2 separate regions of the Homo sapiens genome follow, and region 1 is linked to region 2. The links are chromatin loops, found by intact Hi-C in ENCODE. Cell type or tissue: natural killer cell. All regions are shown on one strand. Links, peaks and the distances in the headings refer to the core of each region. The heading gives the core; the rest is flanking DNA.

Region 1 (15,285 bases), core at 4,023-12,022, 66 kb before region 2:
CTCCTAAGTTTCCTATAAACGTTTTTGAAGTGTGTCTTGAGTATGATAAAAATACTTAATAAACGTGAACTGAGGAGGGGAGGGAGAAGAAGGTGGAGGAGGAAAGGAAGAAGAAAAAAAGACAGAAGGAAAAGGAAGAGGAAAAGGAGGAAGAAGAAGAGTTGGAAGAGGAGAAGGAGATGATAATGATGTTGGTGATGATGGAGCTATTCTGCTTATTACTTCAGTGAATACTTATGACCCATGGTAGACGGAGTAACTAGGATGTACAGATGATACATGACTTGTCTGTGTTCATCCAGAAAGCTGAGAGCAAAGCATAGACCAGAACTCATCTTTCCTCACTGAACATTCAATAAAGTCTGTGAAGATGATTGCATTAGGAGACTTGGGAGAGATCCTGTTTCTCTTGGAGTTGTCTAAAGCCCTGAGGATGGGTTTCCTCCTGGCCACCCACTTCCCCCAGCATCTTTGTGAGAAGATGAATAGTGCAATGCATAGAGAACGGAATCCCAGCTCTGCACCAGCCGGTAGCTCTGGGTCTTTGAACAAGCCACTCCCTCTCCCAAAGCCTCAGTTTCCCATCTCATCATTGGGAAAGGGGTCAGACTAGGGGTCAGAAATCAGTGCTGAGGCTCCAGAAGCACTGATTTCTGGGACTCTCTCACATCCTGCTGTGATTCACACTTCACAATCAGTCCCAGGAGGTTCCGTGATTCTCTGGGGCCATTTAACAGCTTCCGAATTCTATGTATGGGGGATTCGACTGATGTCTGGGGAGTTCTCTGGTGGAAAAGTGTCTTTCAATAGATGTAGACTCAGGAGGTAGTTTCTCTGGAGACAGCAGAGCATGGGAGGATGAAGATAGGAGAAAATCTCCAAGGCTTCCTGGGTCCCAAAGGCTGCAGGAGGAAAAGCCATAGAAGTGCATGTTTCTTGTGAGCCTGCTTTTTAACCAACATAGTGTCAGGAGCATTTATGTGGGTTGTCTCAGAGAATCCTCCAATCCACCAAACCATGCAAGTGTCATGGCTCTCAGGTAGCAGGTGAATGAACTAAGGCTGGATGGACTCACCTTGGACTCCATGTCTAGGAGGTGATGACATCAGGTGTTTTGACTTAGAGTCCAGTGCTCACTGCTGGACCATGTCTGCTTCTCATGGGTGGGAGCCCAGCTTTGGACTGGGTTCTCTGGGCAGGGCTGTAGAAGAATGGTGGGGGCTGACCCTGTCCCATGGAGCTGACAGTGAAGTCCACAAGAAGAGACAGATAGGCACAGGCAGTGACAGCAGAATCAAGAATCAAGCAGATGTGATGTTAGAGGCAAAGGTCGAGGCAAGAAGCCATGAACAGACAAAAAGCCCTGGACTAGCCTTCGGTGTCCTGTGTTCAAGTCCTGGCTCTAACACTAACTATATATTTTTAACTTTTATTTTAAGTTCAGGTTTGGTATATAGGTAAACTTGTGGCATCTCTTGTACATGATTATTCCATGACTCAGGTAATAAGCCTAGTATCCATTAGTTATTTTTCCTGATCCTCTCCCTCCTCCAAACCTCCACCCTTTGGTAGGCCCCAGCGTGTGTGGTTCCCCTATGTGTCCATGTGTTTTCATCATTTAGCTCCCATTTATAAGTGAGAATATGTGATGGTTGGTTTTCTATTCCTGTGTTAGTTTGCTAAGGATAATGGCCTCCAGCTCCATCCACGTTCCAGCAAAGGACATGATCTTGTTCTTTTTCACAGCTGTATAGTATTCCATGATGTGTATGTACCACATTTTCTTTATCCAGTCTACCATTGATGGGCATTTAGGTTGATTCCATGCCTTTGCTATTATGAATAGTGCAGTGAACATATGCATGCGTGTGTCTTTATGATAGAATGATTTATATTTCTTTGGGTATCTACCCAGTAATAAGATTGCTTGGTTGAATGGTATTTATGTTTTTGTTCTTTGAGGAATTACCACACTGCTTTCCACAATGGTTGAACTAATTTACACTCCCACCAACAGTGTATAAGCGTTCCTTTTTCTCCACATCCTCACCAGCATCTTATTTTTTTGACTTTTTAGTAATAGCCACTCTGGCTGGTGTGAGATGGTGTCTCATTGTGGTTTTGATTTGTATTTCTTTAATCATCAGTGATGTTGAGCTTTTTTTTCACATGCTTCTTGGCTGCATGTACGTCTTCTTTTGAAAAGAACAAAAGAATGTATCTGTATATGTCTTTCACCAAGTTTTTTAATGGGTTTCCTTTCTTGTAAATGTGTTTATGTTCCTTATAGATGCTGGATATTAGACCTTTGTCAGATGCATAGTTTGCAAACATTTTCTCCCCTTTTGTAGGTTGTCTGCTCACCATGGACAGAAGTCTGCTTCCTCCTTGACCAACACTACCTTCCTGAAGCTCCTCTCTTTCAGCTCCCATGGCCTCCCCTGGGCTTTTTCTTTAGGGAGGAGCACAGAACGGGTAAGAGCTGAGGTTTTCTTTAGTAACAGGATGGGTAAGAACCCACGAGGAGAAACAGAGTTTCTTGCCCTTCTCCTCACCTCCCCTGCCATCCTGTGGGCACTTGGTGCCTGCTTGTCAGGGAGAAAAGAAGGAAATGCACTTATTACCTAAAAATGCCAAGAATGAAGACAGGAAGGTTTGTTTTTGACATTTGTAATGTAGAATCTTTATTCACATGGTGGTTAGAAGCATAGAGCCTGGAGTTAGACTCTGTGGGCTTGCAGTGCCAGCTCCACTGGACCCCAGCTGTGTGACCTTGGGCAAGTGAGTTCACTTCTCTGAGCCTCAGCTTCTTCATCTGTAAAATGGGGACAATCACTTCCCCTCTGTGAGTATCAGCTTTCCCATCTGCATTGGGAATTCATAAGTATGCTGATAATCACTGTCTACTTACCAATTTCTCTCTTGGGTGACTTCCTAAAAGCAATCACAATAATAGCTAATGTATATAGTAATGTGCTCACTGCATGCCAGACACGGTTCTGGGCATGTCACATGTATTAATTAACTCATTTGATTGTTCTACAAACCTGTGAGTTGTGTGCTATTACTACAGCAACTACTAGACAAATGGGGAAATGGGGGCTCTGAGTGGTTTAGTCTGTTGGTTGAGTCCACCTATCATTATTATTATTATTATTATTATTATTATTATTATTATTATTTTGAGAGACAGGGTCTTGCTCTGCCTGCCAGGCTAGGAGTGCAATGGTGCAATCATAGCTCACTGCAGCCTCAAAATCTTGGGTTGAAGCAATCTTCCCACCTCAGCTTTCAAGTAGCTGGGATTACAGGTGTTCTCCACCAGGCCTGGCCTCTTTTTAATTTTTTGTAGAGATGGGGACCTTGCTACGTTGCTTATGCTGGTCTCAAGCTCCTGTGTTCAAGAGATCCTCCAGCCTCAGCCTCTCAAAATGCTGGGATTACAAAAGTGAGCCACCATGCCCAGCCAAATGCACTTACCCTTAAAGTGGCAGAGCTGAGATTGGAACTCAGGTTCCATGACTCCCTAGGCCTCCTGACACCTGAGACATGGTCTGAGAGGCAGGCTGCCGTGGGTACCCACATGTACCACAGGTACTCACCTGGGCTTGCCAGCCTGACTCAGAGTCCGTTCCCCTCCATGCACAGTGCTGCCTCCCCCTCCCTGGCGGAGCAATCTTGCTGAGCCCTCCACAGGGCTCTGGCCAAGGTCTGGACTGATTATTGACAAATTAAAAATATAAGCTATTGACCAGATGCCGGGATGGAGTCCCAGAGCTGCAGACCTGAATCTCAATGAGGCAGCTGAGCGTGAAGATCGATTCTGCAGGTGGAGGAGGAGGCGGACAAATTGCCCCATGCATAATGCAGAATCTGATGTTCTGGTTAATAACTGCCTGGTGGGGAACAGACAGGGGGTGGCCTGCCTGAGTCAGCTCTCTCACCATCCAGGAAGGCTCCCACCTTTTACACTCCAGATCCAGCCCTCAACAGTCCCATTGGAGAAGGAATCGCTAACTCCATTTTATGGACAAGCACATTTAGAGACCCACAGGTATTGTCCAAGGCTGAAAGCCACTAAGTGTGAGGGCTGGGATTTGAACCCAGGTCCTCCTAACTACAAAGCCTGGTGCTTAGAGGCTCAAGCAAACTATGGTTTCAATCCCAGCTCCATCTCTTCTATCTCCATGTTTTCTGTGTGACTTTGGGAAAATCACCATACCTCTCTGAACCTCAGCTTCCTTCCTCTCTTTAAAAAGGTGGATAATAAAATCTACTTTAAAAGACTGTTGTAGGGATGAAAGAGAAGGCTAGGCGTGGTGCTTTCTGTGTTGGACATCTTCTGTGTGCCCCTCTCAATCCTCTTTCTTCTCCCCCACCCCACTGCTATTGGATTCAGGCAGCTGACTGTGGGCCATTTCAGCGGTGTCCCTTGCTCTCTGGCTTCCAGTATGGCTCAGCCAATGGGAGGTGATGTCAGGAAATTGGAGGGTGGGAGGAGTGAGGTTGGGATATTTCTTCCCTCTGTTCCCTCCCTGCCTGGCTCTGGGTCAGCTGTGGCTAGGTTGCTCTACCCAGTGTTTCTCACAGAGGCAGCCACAGCTGCCTCCAGCATCCAGTATCACTCACCTCCTCCAGCACCCTTCAGCCTAGGGCTGGAAGGGCTCCCTGCTACTCCTCCCTGCAAAGGTGCTGCATCGTCCCTATTGCTCTTTCTGTCTTCCTCCAACGCTGTCATTAATATCCTATTGTTAAACTCTCCTTGGTTATCCCACCGAATATACCATCTCTTGTCTAATGTTCCACTTTGTAAACTGTGGTACAGAGGCAAAAAGCTATACTAAAAATCATTGCCATCTGTGTTGCTCTCGTCAATTAGTGTCTCTCTCTTTCATTCATCCATCCATCTCCCTCTAACATCCCTCAGTGAGCACTCATCCCACTAAATCTAAACATACCAGTTTATACAGGGGCTGCCTCTACTGGGCGGTGACCTCCTCGAGGGCAGAGCATGAGGTTATGCAACACTGCTTCTCCATGTACAACACCTTCACGGGGCCATGGACCAAAGAAGGGCTCAGGGAGTGTTTGGTAAATAAATAAATGAGTCGTAGATGACTTTTTGAGGCCACACAGTGAAATTCTGACATGGAACTAGAATTCAGGTCTCCCAGCTCTCAGAACAAGGATCTGAAAATGTCTGCTGGACGAATAAGTGAACAAAATACGGATAGATGAATGGCACCCCCAGAGACAACAGATGAAAAGTACTTCTTCCTTATCCCTGCCTCACTGGTGCTCAACTGGGGGTGATTTTTGCTCTCCCTACCCCGTGAGGAGACATTTTGGCAACTTCTTGAGATATTTTTGGTTGTTTGATATTTGGTGGGGGGTATGCTACTGGCATCTGGTGGCCCTACCGTCCAGGGGTGCTATGAAACATCCTACAGCCCCCAGAGCAGAGAATTATTTGCCCCAGAGTGTCCAGTCACCGAGATTGCAGAGGCTGGGAAATGCTGCCTTACCAATACACACCTTCTGAGGCACCTGCCAACACAAATGGCCCCAAACTGAGGGAGGCTTTTCTAATTTTACTGAATTGACTGGAAACTTTCTCTTATTATAAAAATGTGTTTATAATAAAAAATGTAAAAAAATACACAAAAATAGAAGGAAGAAAATGAAACATGGTCACCAATTCCCCAACCTACTGTTAATTTTATGGTGAATATCCTTCTACTAATATTTCCGAATTGATGTAGCCCCATCCAGACACATGCTCACACACATATCAAAGTCATTTTAAAAATACAGTTTCCTGTGTATTTTCACCGTATTATATCTTAATCACTAGTCTTTCACAAGTTTTCTAAATGGCCATACAGAATTCCATCTTATGTACCATCCGTAACAACCTATGAATATGTAAGACGATTCCAACCTCTGTGTCTACGATCTTCTCTGAAGATGAGTTCCTGGACATCGGATCACTGGGTCAGAAACCACAAATTTCTAAGGTACACGACGGGCAGCCAGATACCTTCCAGAAAAATGACTCTTCCTCCTGCCATGGTCAAGGGATCTATCTTGACTTCCTCTTGCCAACATGAAATAAACGCATTAAAAATGTGTTCCAAACCCACCATTTCCTCCTAGTGAAATTGGCTATGTGCATGTTTTTCATCTGTTCATTTAGTCATTTGCATTTCTTCTTCTGGGAGCTGTCCATTTCTGTTGACTCTTTTCCTCCAAGGGTTTTAATGTTTTCTATTAGATATGCAAGAGCTTTGTAAAAAAATATTGAGGGCACTAAGCATTTGTTTATCACAAGCGTTGCAAATATTTTTCATCAGTTCACCAGTTGGATTTTCATTTCATTTATGATGGCTTTAGTCATACCAATTTTTTTCCAGTTTAATTTCAGGTACACAAATCTATCCAATTTTCCCCTTCTTTGTGATTCATTTCTTTGTTTTTCTTTTTAAGAAATGCCTTCCTCTCCCTGGTACCATTAACTCCCCATTTTTGTCTGCAAATTTTTTATTAAATTTTACATTTGACTCTGAGTTTACAAAATCCATCTGGAATTTATTTGGTTGAATAAAGTGAGAATCTATGTTGATCTCCTTCCTTACTTTCCCCCACAAAGCCCAATATTCCCAGGGGAGGATTTGCAAGGTGACATCTAGTACACTCACCCCACCTGCGCCAGCCTGGGAGAAGTAGCAGGGCTGGACTCTCCAGCTATCACAGCATAGCCAGAGCTCTGCTGTGGGAGCTGCATCCCAGACCGCTCCTTGGTTATCTCAGAGGCTGGGATGGGCCCAGCACCATTGGAGCCCAGAAAATGAGGGATATGCTGGCCTCCCTTCTGCAGGGGATTCTGAGACTACCTTATAGCAGTTAGGCCCTCCAAATGCCTAGCGTTGCCTGACATGTAGGTCTGCTGCAACCTGCCTGAATCTATTTACTTTATGTTTTGCCCTTGAAGTTAATTCAAATTGGAAGCAGAAGCCACCATGGTCAGATGCCTCCTGTGTTTGCTGTAAAAACTGCCCTGACCACGTTCTTTATTATAGTGTCCTGTGTCCCCAGGGTGAGGGGTGTCGGAGCAGCCTGGTGGATAGAGGGGGACCAGGCTGGGCCTGGGTGTCAGGCAGACTCCACTGACCCCTAAAATCTCTGCTGCATGACATTAAGCAAGGCTCTCTCTCTACCTCACTAAGTGCTGCATATTTCCTATGTTAAATGGGATCTGCCCTGTTTACCCATACGAAGTTAACACATGCGGATTGCTTTCCACTGTGATCAAAACACAATGGGGCTGGACAAGGTGGCTCATACCTCTAATCCCAGCTCTTTGGGAGACCAAGGCGGGCAGAATGCTTGAGCCCAGGAGTTTGAGACCAGCTTGGGCAACTTGGTAAGACCCCCATCTCTATAAAAGATAGAAAACCTGGTCAGGTGTGGTGGTGCTCACCTGTGGTCCCAGTTTCTCGGGGAGCTGAGGCAGAGAGATTGCTTGAGCCCAAAAGTTCGAGGCTGCAGTAAGCTATGATTGCACCACTGCACTCTAGCCTGGGCAACAGAGCAAGATCCTGTCTCAAAGAGAAAGAAAACACATAAAAGAAAAAAACAAAACAAGAAAAGAAAATGCCAACACCACAATGGGTATCTGCTCAAGAAATAGAACTACAAAAATTATGCAACTATTTTCCACTTTCAAAGCAAGAACATTCCTGTCTCACCCAGGAGTTTGGTTTGCTTCTGTTTATGAGCTGGGGAGAATTACATAACTATCCAGGCTCTATTTTCTGTGTTGGCTTCCAGGAAAGTGTTACCTAAGGAGGCAGTGGGTGAAGAGGTTAAGAGTATGGGCTCTGAATGTAGAGTCCCTGGGCTTACCTCTGCTAGCAGTGCTCCCTGGCTGAGGCATCTTTTCCGGCCTAGCCTCTTCAAGCCTCAGTTTTTCTCATCTGAAAGTTAGAAACTAGACACTCTCCTTCTGAAAGTTTCAAGGATTAAACAAGATAGTCCATTTGAAAAATGCTTATCCCGTTGGCTGCCAGATAGAAAGCCCCCCTATTCCATTTCACAGAGCTTCAAAATTTCCATTCATTTATTCATTCATTTATTATTTTTCACCTCTGTATTTCCCAACACCTGGTACATAGTAGGGGCTCAACTGAATAATTCTTAAATAAATGAATTTGTAGAGCATTATCGTGAGTCAAGTTCTAGGCTAGTCACCACAGATACTCCGAGCTCAGGATCTAGCAGGAAAGACAGACACAAAACAACAAAATAAAACAAAGCAAAACAAAACATTTTAGGGTTGTTACTGTCACAAAAGAGACATGCCTAACATTTGAAAGGATTGTAAGGGCGGTATTGGTCCCATCTGAGCTAGCAGGAGCAGGTGATGCCTCAGATGGATTCTGAATCCAGGTAGGAGTTTGCTGGGTGGAGACACATGTTCTCAGCACATACATGAGCTCCCATAGTTCTGAGCCTTATCAACCTTGAGTAGTGTCTTCCCATTTTATAGCCAGGAAGCCTGAAGTCCAGGGAGGTTACAAGACTCTTCCTTGGTCACACAGATAAAAATGATGAAGACTAAGCTCAGTTGTTGAGCTTTTAGAGCCAATGTCTTATTCTAGAGCTACCTTAGACCTTATGTAGATGCCAAGGTTAGGGTGGGAGGGTTTTAAATGACAAATGTAGGAAACGTTCCTCAGACCCTGCAGTCATTTTCCCCAGATTATCCTGTCTTCCTTCTCTCTGTTATCACAGTCTGTGATTGGACCATTTACACAAATGCCTTTAAATCCTTTGAGAATCTAGCCTCCAAGTACTGTTCATTCTCCCTCCTAGAGAGCCCTTGGATCTGTACATCTCTCTGTCAGTCATCTCAAGCCAAGTTGCTACTGAGGCCCCCTCATTGGGTCTCCCAGCTTCTACTCCTTCCCATCTATGATCAACATCACAGCCAGAAACATTATTTCAAATCACATATATGATCACATTAGGTCCCTAACACCCTCCATGGCTCCCACTGTCCCTGGGATGAAGTCAAAACTCCTTGGCATGGTCCACAAGGTCCTGCATGACCTGACTCTTGCTGACCTCTCCAGCTTCATCTCTGGAAATCTTCCCCTTCTTACCCCCACTTCCTTGAGCTGCATCATTCTTTCCATTTCCAAAAGATGTACTGCTGATTCTTGCCTCTGGGCCTTAGCATGTGTGATTCCCTCTGCATCCTCCCCTTCCTCATGATCACCTAACTAACTTCAGCTCTTCCTCCGTGGAGCTTCAGTTTAGGACTCACCAGAAGCCTTCTGGGGCTGCCATCAGGATGGTGCGTACTACATGGTAAGATAATTGTCTGCCTGCCCTAGCCCTGCATTTCTCAAAGTGTGCACCATGGAACATCTATATCAGCAGCACCAGGGAGCCCATTAAAATGCAGATTCCCAAACCCCACGCCAGGCCTCCTGCCTCAGCATCTCTTGAAAATGGATTCTTTACATTTTTAAAACAATTTTTTACCATGGACATTCTCAAACATACACAAAAGTAGAAAGGATAGTATAAAGCAACGTGTAGTCTAGTAGCAGCAACAGCAGAACCCTCTGGCATTGTTAGACCTGCAGCATCTGCCCCCAATCCCAGACCTGTTGGATGTGAGTATCTGGAGTAGCTTCCAGAAATCTGCATTTGACAAGCCCTGCAGGAGGTTCTGCTGCCCACTCAAGTTTGAGCTGCATGAACAACTCCCACAGCTCTCTACTCCTAGCCCGTCTTGTTCTAGCTACACCACTTCTCCCTCAATTTACTGCCTCTTGTCTTAATTTGGAGCCAATCTAGACACTGTGTCATTTCATCCTTGGATATTGCTGTATGCATCTCTAAGAGATATGGACTATTTAAAAAATACATTTTAAATTCTAACCACTATGTCATTATCCCCTTGGGTCATTCTAACATGTGTCAAGTCTGAGATGCTGCTGTGGATATTCTGTGTGTTCTGGGAGGGCAGGGGCCAGGGCAGTCCTCATCACCGTAAGCACTCGCCAATATCCTGCTGAATGTCAGCAGTTTGAATGGGAACGCGGACTGCACAAGGAGATCGGGGACGGGAAGAGTTAAACTCTTCACAGGAGGAAGGAGCCAGACTTCACTGGCAAAAGGAATTTTTTTTTCTTTCTTTCTGCCTTTGCAGCCCCAAGCCTGGAGCTTGGTACTCTAGGGAAGGCACCAATCAGATTGTTGCCTGCATGTTGGAAAATATTTATGTCACCTACCAAGCTGGGAGCATACTCAGCAGGCTTCCCGGGGCCTCCTGATAGACAAGGTCGCATCCCAGCAGCTGTGAGAAAGGAGGCGTGCCGGCCTGGCAGCTGTGCTGGGCGCCGGGAGGCTGCCAGCGAACGTGGCATCACACAGGAGAGGGAGATGCACTTCTGTGACCCCCCGCTCTCAGGCAGTGGGTGATGGGGCATCCCCGCTGCGTGAGACAGCTCCTGGGAGCACAGACCAGCTGGGGGCAGGGGGTGGGGGCCTGAGAAAGGACAAGCTAAGGGCACGGACAAGAGGATGGGGTAAGGATGAGCCAGGCATTTACAAGGTGCTGGCACCATGCTAGGTGCTCTGCAAGTGTTATCTCTCAGTAAATCTTTGTCACATTCCTTGCCATGGTTAGGATCATGCCCATTTTACAGATGAGGAAACTGAGGTTTTGAGAAAGTCCGTGAAAAATGGAGCTGGGACTCGATTTCTAATTTGTCTTTCTTAGATCCTGCATACATCACAGATGTTTACCATTTGGCCATAACTCTGACACGAAAAAAAACAACACCAACAACAATCTATCTATCTACTTATCTATCTACTTACTATCTGTCCATTCATCCACCCATCTATCCATTCAATCTGTCTATCTACCCCATTTGTCCATCTATTTATTTTCCATCCATCCAAATCTGTCTCCCTCCCTATCTACCCATCTCGTCATCCATTCTAATCTATCCATCTATCTATCTATGTATCTATCTATCTATCTATATATCTATCTACCTATCTATTATCTATCTATCCATCCATCTATCTATCAATTTATCAACTTAAATTCGACAGTGAAATCTCATCCTACAGCATTGGAAAGACCTCTAATTTTGATCACAAGCAACAACAGCAAGACCTCAAAATCATGTATCTGAAAATATCAAGCTGGGACACCAATGACCAGCTTCATGGTCCTACCACTATCATCAGGATGCAAACTGCCACAGGCTGCCGTTCCCAGTGGTTAACAGTGTGGGCTCTGGAGCCAGACTTCCTGGGTGCAAATTCCACTTGGGCAAGTTACTTCTTCTCCCTGTGCCTCAGTTCCTCAACTATTAAATTGAGATATTGATAGGCCTTCTAACATACGTTTTGAATATTAAATCAATGAATATTTGTAAGATGCTTAGGACAGTGCCTAGCACTGGGTACTCTTATATATAGCTGTTGTCCCAATTACTCTGGCTGTGTAAAAAAATGACTCCAAAATTCAGTGGTGTAAAGCAACCACAAGTTATTTATTATGCTCATGGAATCTGTGGGTTAGGAGTTCAGGCAGGCCACATGAAGCTGAACATGAAGTCTTTGCTTCATGTTCTCTAGGATTTCAACTGGAATTCGTGAAGTCTGGAAGCTGGAATCTCTGAAATCTAATACACTCACATATTTGACATTTGTGGTGGTTTATAAGCTAAGACTTTATCTGGGACTAGAGCCCAGAATATCCACCCACATGTGGCTTCTCCATGGATCTTGGGCTTCCTCACAACATGGCAGTTGGTTTCAAGACTGAGCATCCCAAGACAAAGAAGGCCAGGTGGAAGCTCCATCTTTACAACCTAGCCTCAGAAGTCACATAGTATCACTATTAATATAAATTTGTCAGAGCAGTCTACAAGCCCTCCCACGTTCAAGAGGAGGGGGAAAAGATTTTACTTCTTGATGGAATATGGTACGGCATTCGAATAAGGTAGGATTGGAAATATTGCTGTGACTGTTTAGGGAAATTTCATCTGCAGCAGCCATGATTGGCTATACTCAAGCTGCGAGCATTGGGAACTTGGGGAAGAGGGTCTCAGGGAACCCCTGTAGCCAGGATTACACCTCCCTGGGTTCACCCACAATTCTTCCTTCCAAGATCTGGTCACCTCCCCAATATACTCAGGTACATTCCCCACCTTCCATCCCTCAACCTCATTTTGGTTTCCAGGTGCTCCAACTGCATTCCTCTTGCCCCAAAAGTGTGCTGTTTCCTTTCCCCTCTTGAGAACATCTAGGGCCATATTTTCAGGCAGGAAGACATTTAACAAAACACAGGAAGGGCCCCTGGCTTATGTCTGCACTTTTTCCTCTAGGCATGGAAGGACCATAGGCCTGGGTCCCAAATGGAAGAATGGGAAAATGTAGGAGAATCAACTCAGAGATATTTATGCTATGAACGAGGCCCAGGCCCAACTCAGAGAGGCAAAGATTGCCTGCCCCCTGTGTCTCCTCTCTCCATGCCAAGGAAAGGCATGGGGCATAGATAGGCAGTAGAAGGGGAGCTGGAAGCCTTGACAGAGGCAGCAAAGAATTGAGAAACCCAGTCTAGCTTCAGCTGGCATCTAGGCAGTTGATGGGGCCAGATAGGATACCTTGGATGTGAGCCACAAAAACACAACTGAAACAACTTAAATATGTTACCAGACCCAGGGAGACTTCTTCGAGCTCTTAGCCCAAATGAAATTTTATAATCACCTGTGTGGCTGTTTGGTTCAACTCTTAGTCCCCACAGCCCCCACCTAACCTGTGTTTCCAGGGACCTGGCATCCTGTGTTGGGAAAGACTGTGCCTTGTACTAGGTGACAGACGTGACAGAACATGTTATTAGCTAATTAAATAATCCATTCAATAAATCAACCTCACTGAGTGCCAATTCCATGCCAGGCACTGTCCTAGGGCCCGGGGATGTGGCAGCAAATGAAACTGGCACAGCTCTTATCATCATGGAATTTGATTCTAGCAGAAGACAATGGACTACAAGATAAATAAATGTGTGCTATAATGTCAGAGTGCAGGGAGCTCTCTGAAAAAGTTAAAAGGGGGGAAAAGGATAAAGAGTGACAGGGGAGTTGCTAATTTACATCAAAAGTAATTAGAGAAGGCCTTGAGGAAGTGGTGAAATTTGAGCAGAGACCTAGCAAAAGAAGGGAGGAAGCCACGCGGGTGCAGGAGAAAGAGCATTTCTGGCAGAGGAGACAGCAGGTGCAAAGGGCCTGAGGTAAGTCTGAGCAGCAGCAAAGTCAGGGTGATTGGAGTGGAGTAAGGTGGAAGAATAATGAGGGATAGGTGGAGGGCAGCTATGTGGGGCCCCGTAGGGCACAGTAAGGATGCTGGGAATTTCAGAATAAGTTGTGTACATGATAAAATGAATGAATAAATGAATGAAACCATGGAGACACGGATGGGTGGATGGATGGATGCTTACATGCATGTTTGGAAGATTGGATGCACAAACAGATGTGTGGACGGACAGATGGATGAGCAGATGAACAAATGGTTTGGTGGAGTGCATGTGTGGATAGGTGAATGGATGGAGAGATGGATGGATAGATGGATAGATGGATGGAGGAACAGATGGATGGTTGGACCCTAGAAACACACACTAAGATAAACCTCCTTCGTTCCTTTTTTTTTTTGAGACAGAGTTTCACTGTTGTCACCCAGGCTGGAGTGCAATGGCGCGATCTCGGCTCACTGCAACCTACGCCTCCTGGGTTCAAGGGATTATCCTGCCTCAGCCTCCCGAGTAGCTGGGATTTCCTTCGTTCTTTTTCAGGACTGCCTTTCCATTTTCTGACCCATATTACAGTCCCACCCCAGCAAGAGAAACACCCCAGGAAGAGCAAGGCATGGCCCAGCTGATGCCCAGCTGCTCTCAGGAGCACAGGCTGAGCCTTAAATAATGCCTCCTCCTCAGGAAGAGCCGTTCTGGTGGCGCGGGCACCAAGAGGCGTTTGGGGCAGGCAGCCGTCACTAACAGATTCATTAAGCTCACTCCAGAGCAACGATAAAAAATCAATTTAGTTCACCAGGCAGCTTGAACAGGAGCCAGGAGCAGGGGAGCCCTCCCATCCGTGAGCTGGGGGCGTGCAAAGAGGTGCCGTGGAATCGGCGGGGGCCAGAGCATGGCAGTGCTCCATTGTCGAGGAACTCCCCCACCACCGCAGGGTTGCAAGAGCTCTGATGGGAAGGCCTGCCAGGGGAGGCGACGGGCGCAGGGTGGATGCCTCTGTAGCACCCCAGGCAGCTCTGCAGACACACCCGCCTCACTGGCACGCAGGCCATGATCTCTCTCCCCCACTGCCTTGACTCGTTAATTTATATTTTAACAATCCGCAAGAGCTGACTCTGCACGAGGCTGAAGGCGTAAGAGATGGAGGCGTGGGAGATCGCGGCATGGTCTCTGCTCATGCAGTGCTCCAGTCTGGCTGGGGAGAAGATCTGGGCCCAGTGCAGAAAGGCAGGTGTAAGCAGAGGTTTGGAGAGGGGATAGAGGAGAACAGAGAGGGAGAGGGTGGTACTGGAGTTCGGCAGAAGCAGGATATTGGCATCCATCAATGTCAAAGCAGAAAACAAGTGGGATGCAGCAGGAAATAACTCCAAAGGGGTCATTGAGGGAGAATGGGATGAAAGAAACAGCAATAAAAGGGTGGATGGGGGGACCCACAGAGATGGTGCACCTCAGTGTTAGCAACAGCAGGGAGCTGCTAGCACCCTTAGGCCTGGACTGGAACCCACAGAGAGGCCTGGCTGCCAGAGAGGACCATCTGCCAGGGACATGGGCTCCAGTAGAGGCAGTCCTGCCAGCAACTTGGGATTGGCAGGGAAGAATGAGGACAACAGGTATCTTCGCCTGCCTTGCCTCTCCTATTTTGAGTCCCTTTGGGACCTGCATCAGGAAGCCAGGACTAAATGAGACAGGTGACGCGATCTGGAGAAGCTGCATTCACAGGGCACAGGGCTTAGGAGACAAGGGACAAGAAAAGGCTGGAGAACAGACAGCGAAGAGACAGGGCCACACTGTAGAACAGCCCTGATGAGGCAGTGGGGAGAGAAGTCACCTACTGAGCCCCATCAGGGGACTCGGGGGCTTCCTAAGAGTCCTGGCTGCAACTAGGATGGATGGGCTTGTGGCATCGTCCTGGGAGAGGCTGAATAAAGTGAATGGATGGGAGCAGC
Region 2 (15,285 bases), core at 2,310-10,309:
TGGCGCACACCTGTAATCCCAGCTACACGGGAGGCCGAGGCAGGAGAATCACTTGAACCCAGGAGGCAGAGGTTGCGATGAGCCAAGATTGCACCACTGCACTCCAGCCTGGGCAACAAGAGTGAAACTGTGTTTCAAAAAAAAAAGAAAATAGTTTCTTTTTTCAAAGTCTCCTAAACTGACCCATCTGGGGCTCTCACTTATATAGCTTGGATCACAGAGGCTTGCGGAGATTTATCTTAAGAGCCTCAGGACCCCACTGAGGGTCTTGAGATGCAGTAACATTATCCAGTTTGTATTCTTAGAACTTTTTCTCTGATATAATTGCACATTTACAAAATAGTTGTGAGAATAGTACTGCTCTGTGTCGAAGTGTGTCATCTCAAAAAAGAGATGCTGATGTCCTAATCCCCAGTGCCTTGCAATGGGATCTTCTTTGGAAATGGGGTCTTGTCCGAGGTAACAGAGTAAAAATGAGGTCACTAGGGTGAACCCTAATCCTCCATGACTGGGGTCCTTTTAGAAAGGGGAAATGTGGACAGAGACAGGCATGCACAGAGGGAAGATGATGTGAAGACACACAGGAAGAAGGCCATGTAGAGATTGGAGGAATCCTGCTGTAAGCTAAGGAATGTTTGAGGCCACTAGAAGCAGGAAAAGACGAGGAAGAATCCTTCCCCTACAGGTTGGATGGAGCATGGCCCTGCTGATACCTCAAGCACAGATTTCTGGCCTCCGGAGCTATGGCTCAACACATTTCTGCTGTTCTAAGCCACCCAGTTTTGGGTACTTTATTCTGTCAGCCCCTAGAGCAATACATTTCTCTTTGCTTTTCTCCAGCTTCAGCAATTGGAAATGTTTTGTCACATTTCTCTTTTCTTGGGGTGGGGGGGGGGTGCAGGACAGGGTCTCGCTTTTGTCGCCCAGGCTGAAGTGCAGTGACACGATCTCGGCTCACTGCAACTTCCGCCTCCCAGGTTCAAGCAATTCTCCTGCCTCAGTCTCCTGAGTAGGTGGGACTACAGGTGCGCAGCACCACACCTGGCTAATTTTTGTATTTTTGGTAGAGACGGGGTTTCACCATGTTGGCCAAGCTGGTCTCGAACTCCTGACCTCAGATGAGCCACCCTCCTTGGCCTCCGAAAGTGCTGGGATTACAGGCGTGAGCCACCACACTTGGCCATTGTCACATTTCTTAATCATTTTCTGATTAAATTTATCACCAAATATATAGAAGCTTGCTCTCTCTATATAGGTATACACACACACACACACACACACACACACACACACACACACACACATAAGTATGTACATAAATTAAATTTTTTCTAAACTATTTGATAAAATTGTGGTTTTGATGCTTCATTTCCACAGTGACCAATTATCCTGGTTTGCCTGGTATTTTCCTAGCTCTAGCACAGAAAGCCCTACACATTGGGAAACCCCTCAGCGTCCTGAGCAAACCGGGACAGTTGCTCACCCTCTCATTAAATAGTTCAGTGTGCAGTTTCTAAGTACCAAAGCAAACTCGTACATGGCCACAGTAGAATCACGAAAACAGGAGAATTCACCATGGATGCGCGCACTAGCCTTTCCAGCAGCCCCTACTCAAATTCCACCAGTGGTCCTAATAACACACTTCGGAAATGTTTCCCCATGATCTCTGGGCTAGGATCGCACATTGCATTTAGATGTCATGTTTCTTGAGTTTCTCCTGAGTATCCAACTCTTTATTCTAGAACCATTTCTCAGTCTTTTCTTTTTAATGACCTTAATAATGGATCACAGACCACTGAATAAAGTAAGAATTCATTCTGATAATAAATAGATAAAGGAAAGAAGACACAACCCTTCCTCACACTAGGCAGCCAACTAATAATTGTGGAGGGACCGGGCACGGTGGCTCACGCCTGTAATCCCAGCACTTTGGGAGGCTGAGGCGGGTGGACCACCTGAGGTCAGGCATTCAAGACCAGCCTGGCCAATGTGATGAAACCCTGTCTCTACTAAAAATACAAAAAAGTGTCCAGGCTTGGTGGTGGGTGCCTGTAATTCTAGCTGCTCGGGAGCCTGAAGCAGGAGAATCGCTTGAACCCGGGAGGCAGTGGTTGCAGTGTGCCGAGATCGCATCATTGCGCTCCAGCCTGGGTGACAAGGGAAAACTCCATCTCGAAATTAAATAAAAATAAAAATAAAAATAATTATTAGCAAATCGGTATTTGCAACCACCATGACAGGAGCAGGTTCAGGCAGCTATTACGGAAGAACGCTAAAGCCAGGGAATAAGAATGCGATGGGAATCAGGAGTTGCAGTTTTAATGTTGTCCAGGTAGAGATTTAGGCCAGGCACTCCAGTCATAGAAGAAGTTACTTACTTTGATTGGTCTGACGCCATTGGCACACCAGCTCCATGAGATAGGCAGCTGTTTTGCTCACTGTGGTAGCACCAGCACTTAGACAAGCTCCTGAGACATAAAAGATGCTCAACAAATACCTGTAATGTGAATGAGTGAATGGTTGAGGAAGTTCTCATTTGAGCAGAGGGTGGCAAAAGAGAAATATTAACAAGTTCTGCTGGATCCAATCCCCTTTCCCACAAGTGTGTATTTTCTTCTGTACCAGGTTCCAAAGCAGAAATGACAGTGAGCATCCACTCTTTTAAATGTTAACAGTTTAATAAACATGAATCACCAAAAAGTGCTTTTACAGTAAGGCTAATGGAGCCGAGTTTATTCCATTTTGTTGCATGGTTAACTAGATCCGAATAATTACCAGCTCCACATTTATAGATGCCTGTTTTAAGGTTATTTTTATGTTGCTCTGTGAGGTGAAGGCTCTTGTTTTCTCTTCTGGTTTTATAGGCTAATATGGAGTAGAATGCTCAGTAAATGCCAGCTGCAGTGGGGTGGCCATCCCAGGGGATGATGCCCCAGTGCCCAGGTCCTCTGTGCAAGTTCATCCCAAGCTGTGCCATCCCTTCCAAATCCTTCACAAGCCAGATGCAGGAGCGAATCTTGTCACTGAGTTGCAGTCATGGCCTAAGGGTGTTTCAGGATAAACAGAAGAAGCAGAGGACAGCTGATCTGGATGTGTTGCCTCCCCCACTAACATTATTGTTACCCTCTTGGAATTAGAGACCATGCCAGCCTGTATCTCCTCCTTCCTCTCTGTCCTGTGCAGAGCTGAGTGTGTCCTCAATGTTTACATAAAATGCCATAAATCATGGAATCTTTAAGCACAAGAGACCTCAGAGGCCAACTCCAAGCCACAAACAAGGAACCCTGAATCGAAAGGGAATCTAAAGCTTCAGGCAAAGAGAGAGGAGATTGGATGGTGTGTCAAGCACAGTGCTACCCCCTTTATAGGCATGGCATTGAGGTAGGACATGGGACTTGACTCTGGAGGCAGGGCTCAGGTACGGGACCAAACTGAAGACTAGCTAAAATAGGGACAGGGTGAAAACACCTTTCCATAGGAAATGCCTGTCAGTGTGCCATGTCAGTTTATCATTGCCATGGCAACACCTGGAAGTTACTGCCCCTTTCCATGGCAACAACCCGATGACTGGAAAGTTTCCAACCCTTTTCTAGAAATTTCTGCATAATGCACCCTTTAATTTGCATATAATTAAAAGTGGGTATAAATATGACTGCAGGACTGCCTCTGAGCTGCTACTCTGGGCACATTGCCTATGGGGTAGCCCTGCTCTGCAAGAAGAAGTACCTCTGCTGCTGTGGTACACTGCCACTTCAAGAAAAGTTGCTAACACCACTGGCTAGCCCTTGAAGCCCTTGAATTATTTCCTAGGCAAAGCCAAGAACTCTCGCAAGCTAAACCCCAATTTGGGGGGCTCACCTGCCCTGCATCAGCGTAATTTAATACTCACAGCTACCCTCCAAAGCCAGCATCATGATACCCACCTGAGAGGTCAGAAAACCGAGACACGGAGTGATGGCGGCTGACTCAGTTCCCCTAGCTGGGACTCACAGCTGGATGCAAGCTGCCTAACCTGAGGCTTCAGGCTCTATCCACAGTCTGCAGGCATACTGACTGGCCTCTGTTTATGCATCTGTGAAATGGGGATGATGAGGGCAAGTATTCATACTATGCCCCACCCAGCAGGCTTCAGGCAATGAGGAACTATAAGCATGGATGTGAATGTGTTCTGGACATGGAATGGATGATACAAAGAGAATGGATACTCAGGTGCCCAGAGAGCCCTGGCTTTGTTCCTGGAAGTGGTCAGATAAAAAAACCAAAAAAAAAAAAACAGTTTGGATGTGGAGTCAGGAAGAACTAGGTTCAAATATTACCTTTTCCACTTAATCAGTGCCTGACCTTTGGCAGGTAACTCTACCAACCCTTCCACCCGCCTTTTGTAAATATTCACAGAGTGAGGGTCATGTGCAAGATACAGAAGTCAGTCTGGATTCAAATAGGCTCTGCTGGGGTGACATGTAGGAATCTGCACAAGTGATTTGTCATCGTCACCATCATCATCACTGAGGCACAGCACACATATAATACAATGCATAAATCTAAAAGCAAAACCTGAAGAATTTCTGCATGTGCATAGTGTTGTAGACTAAATTGTGTCCTCCCACCCCCTGAAAAGTTATCTATTGAAGTCCTGACCTTCATAACTTGGGAAAATGGCTGTATTTGAAGACAAGATCTTTAAAGAAGTAAAGTAAAATGAGGCCATTAGGGTGGGCCCTAATCCATTTTACTGATGTCATGCACGGATGCATGTGTACAGAGGAAAGGCCATGTGAGGACACGGCGAGAAGACGGCCACCTGCAAGCCAAGGAGAGAGATCTCAAGAGAGACCAAACCTGCTGGCCCCTGATCTTACACTTCCAGCTTCCAGAATTGTAAGAAAGTAAACTTCGGTTGTCCAACCTACCCAGTCTGTGGTATTTTGTTATGGTAGCCTGGTCAGACTAATACACATAACCTTGTGTAACCAGCACTACGATTAGGAGCAGAATATTTCCAATAACCCAGCAGCCCCTGCCATCATGACCTTCTCAATCTTGCCCTCTACCCCCAGAAGTAATCATTGCTCTGATCCCTGTTATCATCAACTAGTTCTGTCCATTTCTGAACTTCATATAGGTGGAACCATACAATATGTTTCCTTTGTGCCTGGCTTCTTTGACTCAGCATTCCATTTCTGAAATGCATCTTTCCTATTGGGTGCAGCCGTCATTCATTCTTTTTCTTTGCTGTATAATATTCCACCGTGTGACTTCATCACAGTTTGTTTATCCATTTCCCCATTGATACACATTTTGGTTGTTTCTATTTTTTAGCTCTTTTGAATAAAGCTCTTATGGGCATTCTTGTGCAAGTCTTCAATAGCCCTGCACACTCGTTTTTCGAGGGGTATATACTCAGGAATAAAATTGCTGAGTCACAGCTTAAATGTATATTTAGCTTTAATTAATGTTAGAGTTTGTGCTTTAACCTTTCCGCACCTCGCCTTCCTCATCCGTAAAATGGTGCCTGACACCTAAGGCTGTTACGAGGATTAAATGTGATTATCTATGTAAAGTATGAAGAAAAAAGCTAGATGCAGAATGATATGTAGGGCTAGATACCATTTATATAAAGTTTAAAAACCTGCATGAGCAACACGACATAATGTTTATGGATACATAATCGTGTAATAAACATTTAAAAACATCTATTGGCATAATAAACTCCAAATTTAGGCTGGTGGTAGGAGGATAGGAGGGAAAACTGAGATTAGGGTTGGCACACAGAGGGTGATTCTATCTGCAGTGTCTTGTTCAAGAAGAAAAAAATCTGCAGCAAAGAGACCATAAGGTTAAGATTTTTAAAAGCTGGTGTTTATGATATTATCTCTATCTTTATCTGTATGTTGGAAACACTTTTCATTAAATCAGATACATTATTACTAAATATATAATATTAATCTACAAAATATTAATACCATGTAAGATTTACATACTGCCCAGGACACAGTATGCAAATGAGTTCTAGTTATTGTTATTATTAATACTAATTGCCTATTGTATGCCAGATTCTACATCCAAGGGCTCTGGCATGCTGGGTGAATCACACCTAGAAAACTAAATCCAATCCAGACACTGTAGATGCAGCTGTCGCATAGTGCTTGGCTCAGAGTAGGTTCTCAGGAAACGCGAGCTTTTGTAATTTTCTTAAAATGCTCGAACGTCACTAAGCATGCTGGCTTTGGCTAAACATGTCAGCCCTTCTGGGTGTCCCAATCTAACCAAACCAACAAACAAAGAAACCCAGAAAACCAGGCATTGAAGGGAGTCACAGAATACTGCTCCTAGCTTAGCCAGAGAGCCTGGCCCGGTGAATGATTCCATTTCTCTGGACACACGCACAGAGTACCCAACAACCAGGCTGCTCATGACAACGGGCTCCAGCTTTAACAAATGTAGCACTAGCACTATTTATTTTCCAAACGTGGTTGAGTTTCGACTCAAGGGGATGCAGTTAGGAAAAATAATGACCAGGAAACACACACACACACAAGCACACACACACACATGCACACACACGCATGCATGCACACATTGGCTCACACAGAATAAGACAACGGCAACCAGACTTCCTGGGTTAGGAGGGGCAGGAAATGGAAAAGATAAACATAAAGAAAAGGAGCTTCTTTTGTATCACTTTAAGAGGAAGAAAAAAGCCCATCAGGCATGCATGCGTGTGTGCGCATGTACGTGTGTGTGCATGTGCGTGTGTGTTGAAAGGACAGCAATTGAGTGAAGAGGGAACAAGTGTGGTTTGCTTAGAAGACGAGGGGACTTCCTTGACACCAGCCCATAATCCAGCCACCAAAAAGGTGCTTTCTGATTTGCGTTGCACAAGTTGGTTGATCATAATAAGCACACATTTCATTTTAATAATGTATTGGGCAAGAACAAGGGTTCCTCAGCCCCATTAAAACAGTGCCCCAGCCTAGCATAGCATGCTGGATGGAATGCTATTTCTGGGCTCTGGTGAAAGTGGAGCAGAGGAAGTAATTGTGCCGCTAATTGCTCCATCTCGGGCTTGGTTTACAGTGATATTAATGCCCTGGTCTCCAGTAGATCAGCTTCATAAAGAGAGAGAGAGAAATAGCAGCCCATTAGAATGGGAACAGGAGAAACTGGAGCAGGTGGGGGAGGTTCCATGCTTGGGTCTGCTTTGCCGGTTGAATTTCGCTGGTGAAATCTTGTGGGATACTGAGGGGGTTTCTTCTGAAGCCAATGGCATTTGAAGCCTCTGGGTTTGAGATCAGGCTCTGCCATTTTCAAACTATGTGCTGGTCCCCCTCTGAAACTCAGTTTGTTCATCTGCAAAATGGAGCTATGCCATCTGCCCTTAGGGTGACAATTTACAATGAAGAGTGTCTAGCACTGTGCCTGGCACACAGCCATTCATGCTGGCTGGCCCTAATTTTCAAAGGAAAGAAGAAATGAGACTCTTCAAAGGCAAGCAGTTTGGTAAGGAAGGCAAAATCTCAAATGGGGACTAATGGAAAATAGCTCAGGATTGGGGAAGGCTCTGTAAGAAAGGGAGCCAGGTGCTGCTGAGGGACTTGCCTGAGACAGCTGAGTGGGTGCAAATGGCAGGCTGAATTCTTCAAAGCACCAGATTCATTTCATAACAGTATTGACCAGTGAAAGTGGAGAAAAGAGAAAAGTTTGTTTTTTTTGTTTTTTTTTTTTTTTTTTAAGACAGGGTCTGATTGTGTCACCCAGGCTAGAGGGCAGTGTTGTGATCGCAGCTCACTGCAACCTCTGCCTCCCTGGCTCAAGTGATTCTCCCCCCTCAGGCTGCTTAGTAGCTGGGACTACAGGCACCTGCCACCATCACTGGCTATTTTTTAAAAATTTTTTGTAGAGATGGAGTTTCACCATGTTGCCTAGGCTGATCTCGAACTCCTGAGCTCAAGTGATCCACCTGCCTCGGCCTCCCAAAGTGCTGGGATTACAGGCATGAGCCACTGTGCTTCGTTGAGAAAAGCTCTTTGTTAACCTCCTAATGGGTGCTTTAACCGTCTCATGTAATATTCTGTCCTTATAATGATGCTATTTTCCTCTTTTCCTGACATCTGTTGATTCTGCCAGCCCAATTTCCAATCTTCCTTCTTTATGCTAAAGATATGTTGATTTTCTTCCCGAAAAACATTCTCATGTGCTTCTAATAGGGTTGTTCTCTGACTGCTATGGGAGAGCAGGAGTCCAGCCATGGTTTAGCCCTGATTAATAAGTGCGTTCCATTCCTCTGGTATTAGTGATGGTCAGAGAGATGGGCATGTGATAAATTCCAGAAATGAGACTTGATTGCAGGACTTTAGCTGTGACTATCAGGAAAGGGCTGTTTTTTCAATGACAAGGGCTGAACAATAACAGGATGTAGGCTTAGAGTTATTGGCATCCCCTTTGTCATCATGAGGGAAGGTCCTGCCTAAGAATGAAACCAGCACAAAGAAAGCAGAGTGGAGATGAGATACAGTTCTGAGAACACTCTGTGAGCACCTAGATCCAACCATATCTGAAGCTAGTAGAGCTTTTGATTTTACAGTTCTGCGAACTAATACATTCCTCGTCTCTCACGCAAGTTGAATTGGGTTTCTGTTACTCAAATCTGAAAGGATCCTGATGCATCCAATTTTTATATGGACAATATATCACTCAGAGAAGCTAGGAAAATATACTTGCCTGGAACCACACAGCTATTTGATAGAGAAGCCATCATCAACCAAATTTTCCTGAATCCTGAATCCATAATCCCAACCACTGGGTAGTTCTGCTACTGACATTAGAGACTGTTTTTCATTGCTGTCATTGTTGTTGAAAATTTAGGATGGTAATAGCAATAAGTCAGTTGGAAGAGAATAATTAGCTACTGTTGCTGCCATGACTTTTGTACTTTATGATTCTTCCAGGCCTCACTGGTTCTGGAGGTGATGTTTGCTAATTGTGGCCACATTGACATTCAGGGGCATGCTGAACCATGTCTTGAGTTTCTTTCAAATAGCCCTCATTTGCCTTTCTATCCTCAACCACTAACCCTAAGGGCCAGCTGGAGGTAGATTTTTTAAAAATATTTTTTCTTTTCATATTTTTAATATGATTTTATTTGTAAATAGTTTATGATTCCCAAGAAGTTGCAAAAATTGTCACGAGAGTTCCTATGTACCCTTCACCCAGCCTCCCCTAATGATAATATCTTACATGACCATAGTAAAGTTATCAAAACCTGTAAATTGACATTAGTATAATACTATTAATTCGAAAATAACCTAATTTGGATTTCACTGGAGATTTGTTGTTGTTTTTTTTTGTATTTTTGTATTTTTTTTTTTTTTTTTTTTTTTTTTGTAGAGACAGGTTTTCACCATGTCACCCAGGCTGGTCTGGAACTCCTGGACTCAAGCAGGACTCAATCAAGTGCTGGGATTACAGGGATGAGCCACCATGCCCAGCCCTGGATTTCTATACTTTTATGTGAACTTTGCATGTGTGTGTGTGTGTGTGTGTGTGTGTGTGTGTGTGTGTATAAAATTCCATGAAATCCTATCATATATAAATTTGAGTAACGATTACCATGACCAAGATACACAACTGTTGATCATCACAAAAAAACTCAGGCTACCCCTGATAGCCACACCCCACCCCAACCACTCTTGGTAACCACTGATGGGTTCTCCACCATCGTAATGATGTCACTTCGAGAATGTTATGGAAATGAATCACCCAGCCCATCGCCTTCTGAGACTGGCTTTCTTTCATTTGCCATAATGCCTTTGAGATCCATCCAGGGTGTTGCATGTATTAATGATCTTTCCCTTTTCATTGCTGAGTAGTATTTCATCACATGAATGTATCACAGTTTGTTTAAACACTCAACTATTGAAGGACATCTGGGTTATTTCCTGTTTGGGGCTATCATGAATAAACCTGCTACAAACTTTCATGTATAGATTTTTGTGTGAAGATAAATTTTTGTTTCTCTACAGTAAATATCCAGGAGTGAGAATGCTGGGTCATATGATAAGTGTATGTTTAACTTCATAAGAAACTGCCCAGCTGTTTTCCAGAACATTTCCCCAGCAATGGAGTGTGGGGCATGTAACCGTCTTGTCCATCTTCTCTAGATGAGCAGTACCGCACTTGGAGATTGTCCCTGGATCACAGAAAACATACTCTTCTGCTTTAGTAACTGTACTCAGAGCAAACAGGAAATGAAATCCAGACAAGCACGGTGGCTCATGTCTGTAATGCCAGCACATTGGGAGGCCAAGGAGGGAGGATCACTTTAGGCTAGAAGTTTGAAACCAGCCTGGGCAACATAGGGAGACCCCGTTTCTACAAAAAAATAAAAAATAACAATTAATGGGGCATTGTGGAGTATACTGTCGTCCTAGCTACTTGGGAGGCTGAGGAAGGAGGATCACTTGAGCCCAGGAGTTGAAGGCTGCAGGGAGCTATGATTGCATCACTGTACTCCAGCCTGGGCAACAAGCGAGACCCTATTTCTAAAAATAAAAATGAAAGACAGACATGAAATTCAAAACTTGCATCCAAAGCCAACTTTTATTTAATTTTTTCCTCATTAGAAGCACAGTGCTTACTCACAATAAGAATATCTGGCAAAATTTAGCAAAGGATAAAGAAGAAATAAAAGTCTTCCACAACTTCACACTCAGGACAAAATCACAGTTTCAGGGTTGAAATCTCAGAGCTCATTCCAACTCCTTTAAATCTCCACATCTTGCCATCCACCCTCCCAGGTAAATGCAACATTCCCTTTTCCCTTTAGTTAAAAAAAAAAAAAAAAGTGGAAAACAAAACAAAACAAAACAAAACAAAAAAATCGGAGGGGAAATAACACCCAAGGCCTTGACCCTTTTCCTCTCCTATCGGCCTGCTCTTCAGCAAACAGGAGTTTCCTTTTACAGACCTCAAGAATAGACACGTTTCTCGTCTATTCCTGTCGCACGCCTCAAGGTTGCGCGGCCCGTTCTTATCAGCAGAAGGCACCTGGTGCATTGTGGGAGAGCCGGCTGGGTGGGAGCCCTTTCCAGAGAGGTTTCCTCCTGCTAGGCCCCTGGTCAGCCGCCTTGCTGACCCGGAGTTGATTATTGCTTCTCCTCACAACTTCCTCCTCCACCACTTTTTCTTGATTAGAGGATCCCCAACCCAGGAGAGACACCCTCTGAGAGTGTCCCCAGAAGGCCCTTAGCCAGGAGGCATTTGTAAGAAAGTTTAAGCTGTTCATTGAGGGGAGAGGGCAGCCTCTAGGGGAAATAAGAACATCCCAGGGTCCACTCAGTCCCAGCAGCGTAGACTCCAAATCTCGGCAAATGTGAGATTGGTATAGTCTTCCCAGGAGCTCCAGTGTTCTGATGATCCGAATTTTTATTTTATTTTATTTTTTTGACATGGGGTCTCATTCTGTCTCCCAAGCTGGAGTGCATGGCACAATCATACCTTACTGCAGCCTTGAACTCCTGTGCTCAAGCAATCCTCCTGCCTCAACCTCTGGAATAGCTGGGACTATAGATGTGCACCGCCAAGGCTGTCTAATTTTTTGTTTTTTGTAGAGATGGGGTCTTGCTATGTTGCCCAGGCTGATCTCAAATTCCTGAACTCAAGAGGTCCTCTGTCTCAGCCTCCCAAAGTGTTGGGATTATAGATATGAGCCACTGCACCCAGCCCGATTTTTATTATATATATATAATTTTTATTATATATAATAAATAAATAAATAAATAAATATATATATATATATTTCCCATGGTTGGGGATATTCGTTCAAGTTCATGGTGAGAATTCTAATCTGAGAGTGTTTTGCAGTTTTCAAAAGCTCAGGCCCAGTTACTCTCCCATTTCATCCTTAGAATAACCCTTAGCTGAAATTGCTATTATTTTTCCAGTTTTATAAATGAGATACAGGATGGAATAACACAGAGGGGAAAGGACTGGCTCAAGATCACCCAGCCAGGAAGTGACAGAACCAGCATTCTGAGCCAGCTACGCCTGGCTCTGACTACCGGCTATTTCCAACACCCTTCTCCTGGGCCTCAGTGTCCCCATCTGCACTAAATAGGGCTTATTCTTGATCATCTCCATGGCTCCTTCTCATCTGAACTTTTGATGACTCTGCTTCAGGATCAAATATTTGCAAAATCCAGCTCAATATGGGGCCTTGACTTCTGGAACTGAAAACGCGAACAAAGTCAGCTGAGACTTTGCCAAAATGGGAGAAATTGGCCCAGACCCACTCCATCACACACTGATCATGGCACCTGCAGGGAAGGTCAGGCAATCAGACAGGAGAGGAAGGGAAAATGAGATACCAGAGCAATGAGCTTACAGCCATTTTAGGGCTTTGGGGAAAAAAAGTCACAATTAATATGAAATATTCTGGGAGAATGGAAACTTATAACAAAAATCATCAGAAAGCTCCTTGCTTAGGAAGACCATACTTAACATTTAGCTCAAACAGTTCTAACCATCTCTCTCACATATGTGTTTATAGATGAAGAGCCATGGTTTTCAGACATGGCAGCCCCCTCATGTCCCATCATGGTTTGACTTATGCCCTTGGATGAATTCCTTCTTGTGCTCATAAGTGGCCATCTGATGTTCGTGGTGTCAGAATATTCCAGTACTTAAATACAGCGCAATATGTCAAACTAGTGCCTTAGTGATGGGTCTTTCCATAGTTTTCAAATGCTTGCTGTTATGATCAACCCAAAACTGAAATGAGATTTAGATGAAAGATATTGTAGGTACAGATCGCAATATAAATGTGTGTATAGGTAACTAGATTGATATTTAAAGAAGATTTTAACCACTGGTATCAGATTTTACCTTACACTGAGGACTGGCTTTTGGCGGGGGGTCAATGTCTTAACAGCTGATCAATTTTAAGGTGAAAGGTGGAGCCTGAGATTCTCTCTTTAACTTATGGGGCCCAACCTAGGCCGAATGGCAGGTACAGAGTGGGTTCTCTGTAATCATCACTTTCTCCTTTTTTCTTATTCCAGCCTCCCTTTGGAGACAACAAAGAGGCAGCTCTCATTGAATAATTCATTCAAAAATTCAAACAAGGACTTCACACCTCCCATGTGCCAGATTCTATTCTGCATTTGGGATGTAGCCATAAAGAAGGCAGGGCCTTCACTTCCAAGGGGCTTGCAGGCGAGGGAAAAACGCCCAGATGAACCTTGAGGTGGGGTTGAGCTGTGGTGTGAAGAGTTCATTCAAAGAGGCACGCACAAGGTCAAGGGTGACGGATGCTGCTTGGAGGTTTTGGGGGGTAGGTGGCAATGGCCAGTGAACACCTTCTAGTGGAGGAGACGCCAAAGCTGGGCTGGGCGGGAGTGGGTGGTGATAGGAATTTTCGGGAGGAAAGTGCATCTCAGAGAGATGGAAGAAAGTGGTAAATGCAGGGGACTAAGGGAAAGGGAAAGTGGCCAGGCACAGTAGCTCCTTTGCAAGTGGCAGGTGAGCAGGGCCCCCATGGTTCATTACATTCAGTAATGGAGGCAAAAATAAGATACTCACAGGAGCTGGGCTGGGAATAGATGGTGAACAGGAGTCACCCATCCTGTTTCCAGGGCCCGCTGGTGCCAGGCACCAGTGAAGGATGTCCCATGAGGGTGTGGGTTACATGTGGTCAGCTCCCGTCATTTCTCAGGAGGTGGTGAAAATCACAACTTTGATGCGAACACCTCCTTATTTTTAAATGTTGGCAAAGGATTCGATATAAAAAAATGCACTGAAATTTTACAACTACTGTAAAAACAACCCCCCACCCCCCAACCGCCGGCCCCACCCCCAGCCCTCACCTCTATCCTAAAATGCGGTTTGGCTACACAGAAGGCATCCAGGGAGATAATTCTCCCAACAGGGACCCAGTTGGCCAGCTCATTCCTGACACTTCCCCAGGGATTTGTGACATTAAAAGACACTCTCCAAATATAAGCTTCAAAAAAGAGACCTCCCCCCCTTCCATGTGGCTGGGTTTATTTTTAAAGCGAGGCTTCCTTGTCTGTGTTCAACTCGATGGGTGGAGAAAATAATTAGAATTGATTTCTCTGCACCCACTCAGGAATAGAATAGGAGGCAACTTTAGTATCTATACACAGGAGAAGAGAGGAGAAAAAAAAAAAAAGAAAGAAACTTCCTTCCAATCCGTGTCTAATTCCTTGGATAGTCTTCTCACTCCTTGGACTGTTTTAGTGGTGCCTTTTGATTACAACATTGCTTTGAAGAGACACTAATTGTACCCTGCTTACAATGCTTGTAATTATGCGTATTACATTTTGATTCATTTCCATATGTCAACACCACTACGAGATGGGGCGGGGGGGCGGTGGGTGGCTGAGAACCGCTTTTATAATCGGTTATTGTCTATGAAAAAAAATCTGCACAGAACATGAGTGAAGTGTTCTTTGTTGAAATTGGAAATAAGATTATACATAAAAGTCGTCCTCTGACATCCAGAAAATGGACAGTTTAAAATAAATTGCAGCTGCTGATCAACAAGATTGCTAGCTCCCCTTTTCCCTTTTACGTTAATGAGGGAAATACTTTTCAAGCTTCTAATAGCAATATGTTCAAGTGTGTCATTTCAATCGCTTTCTTCTTAATAAAAGATGACCCCAATATTCCCCCCTTAGTGGAAGACATTGTCCTACCCAGACATATTTGTGATTTGAGGCTCCCCGTGGAAAAGAAAAGAAGGAAAGAGTAAGGAGAGGAGGGGAGTCCCAGGAAAAGAGAATGACAAGGGTTCCTAAGGGTTCCTAAGCTTGCAGAAAGAGAGTATCCTAGTAAGAAACAGAATTGGAGCCCCTATGCACGTGCCTGTAGTCCCAGCTATTCGGGAGGCTGAGGCAGGAGAATCGCTTGAACCTGGGAGGCGGAGGTTGCGTGAGCCGAGATCGCGCCACTGCGCTCCAGCCTGGGCGACAGAGCGAGACTCCATCTCAAAAAAAACAAAAAACAAAAAACAAAAAAAAAGAATTGGAGCCTCTATGGTCTGAAGGGAGGTAACTCTGAACCAAATAATACATAAATAGTCCAAACACAAAAGTAGCCTGTAAAAGCCTGCGTGTAGGTAGGCGTCGCTTCCTGCTGAAGGCTTTTCCTGAGCACAGATACCTTTCATGCCTGAGATGAAAGGACATCTACTTCTTAGCCCACATTTCCACATGGAGGCCAGAGCAGGTTGTTGCCTGCAACTCTGGACCCTGGAAGGTGCTGAAG

Evidence for each region. Peaks named below come from ENCODE experiments on the same cell type or tissue, not always from the same donor. Only the 100,000 strongest peaks of a DNase experiment are listed, where the experiment ranks them.
Region 1: it touches region 2 in a loop (4-fold over the local background); 2 of 110 quality-filtered maps call a loop at or near these places.

The regions. Positions count from the first base shown.
Region 1 is chr22:27,076,534-27,091,818 of GRCh38, forward strand. No RefSeq gene overlaps it. Among named protein-coding and RNA genes, the nearest start is that of LINC01638, 140 kb to the right of the region's middle. In natural killer cell, for the core only: no CTCF peak of the experiment used is centred there; no DNase peak of the experiment used is centred there.
Region 2 is chr22:27,143,860-27,159,144 of GRCh38, forward strand. LOC107985534 (a long non-coding RNA gene) reads left to right here. Exons shown (of 3, transcript XR_001755607.2): 3 at 2,865-5,365. Among named protein-coding and RNA genes, the nearest start is that of LINC01638, 73 kb to the right of the region's middle. In natural killer cell, for the core only: no CTCF peak of the experiment used is centred there; a DNase peak (open chromatin) is centred at 6,812.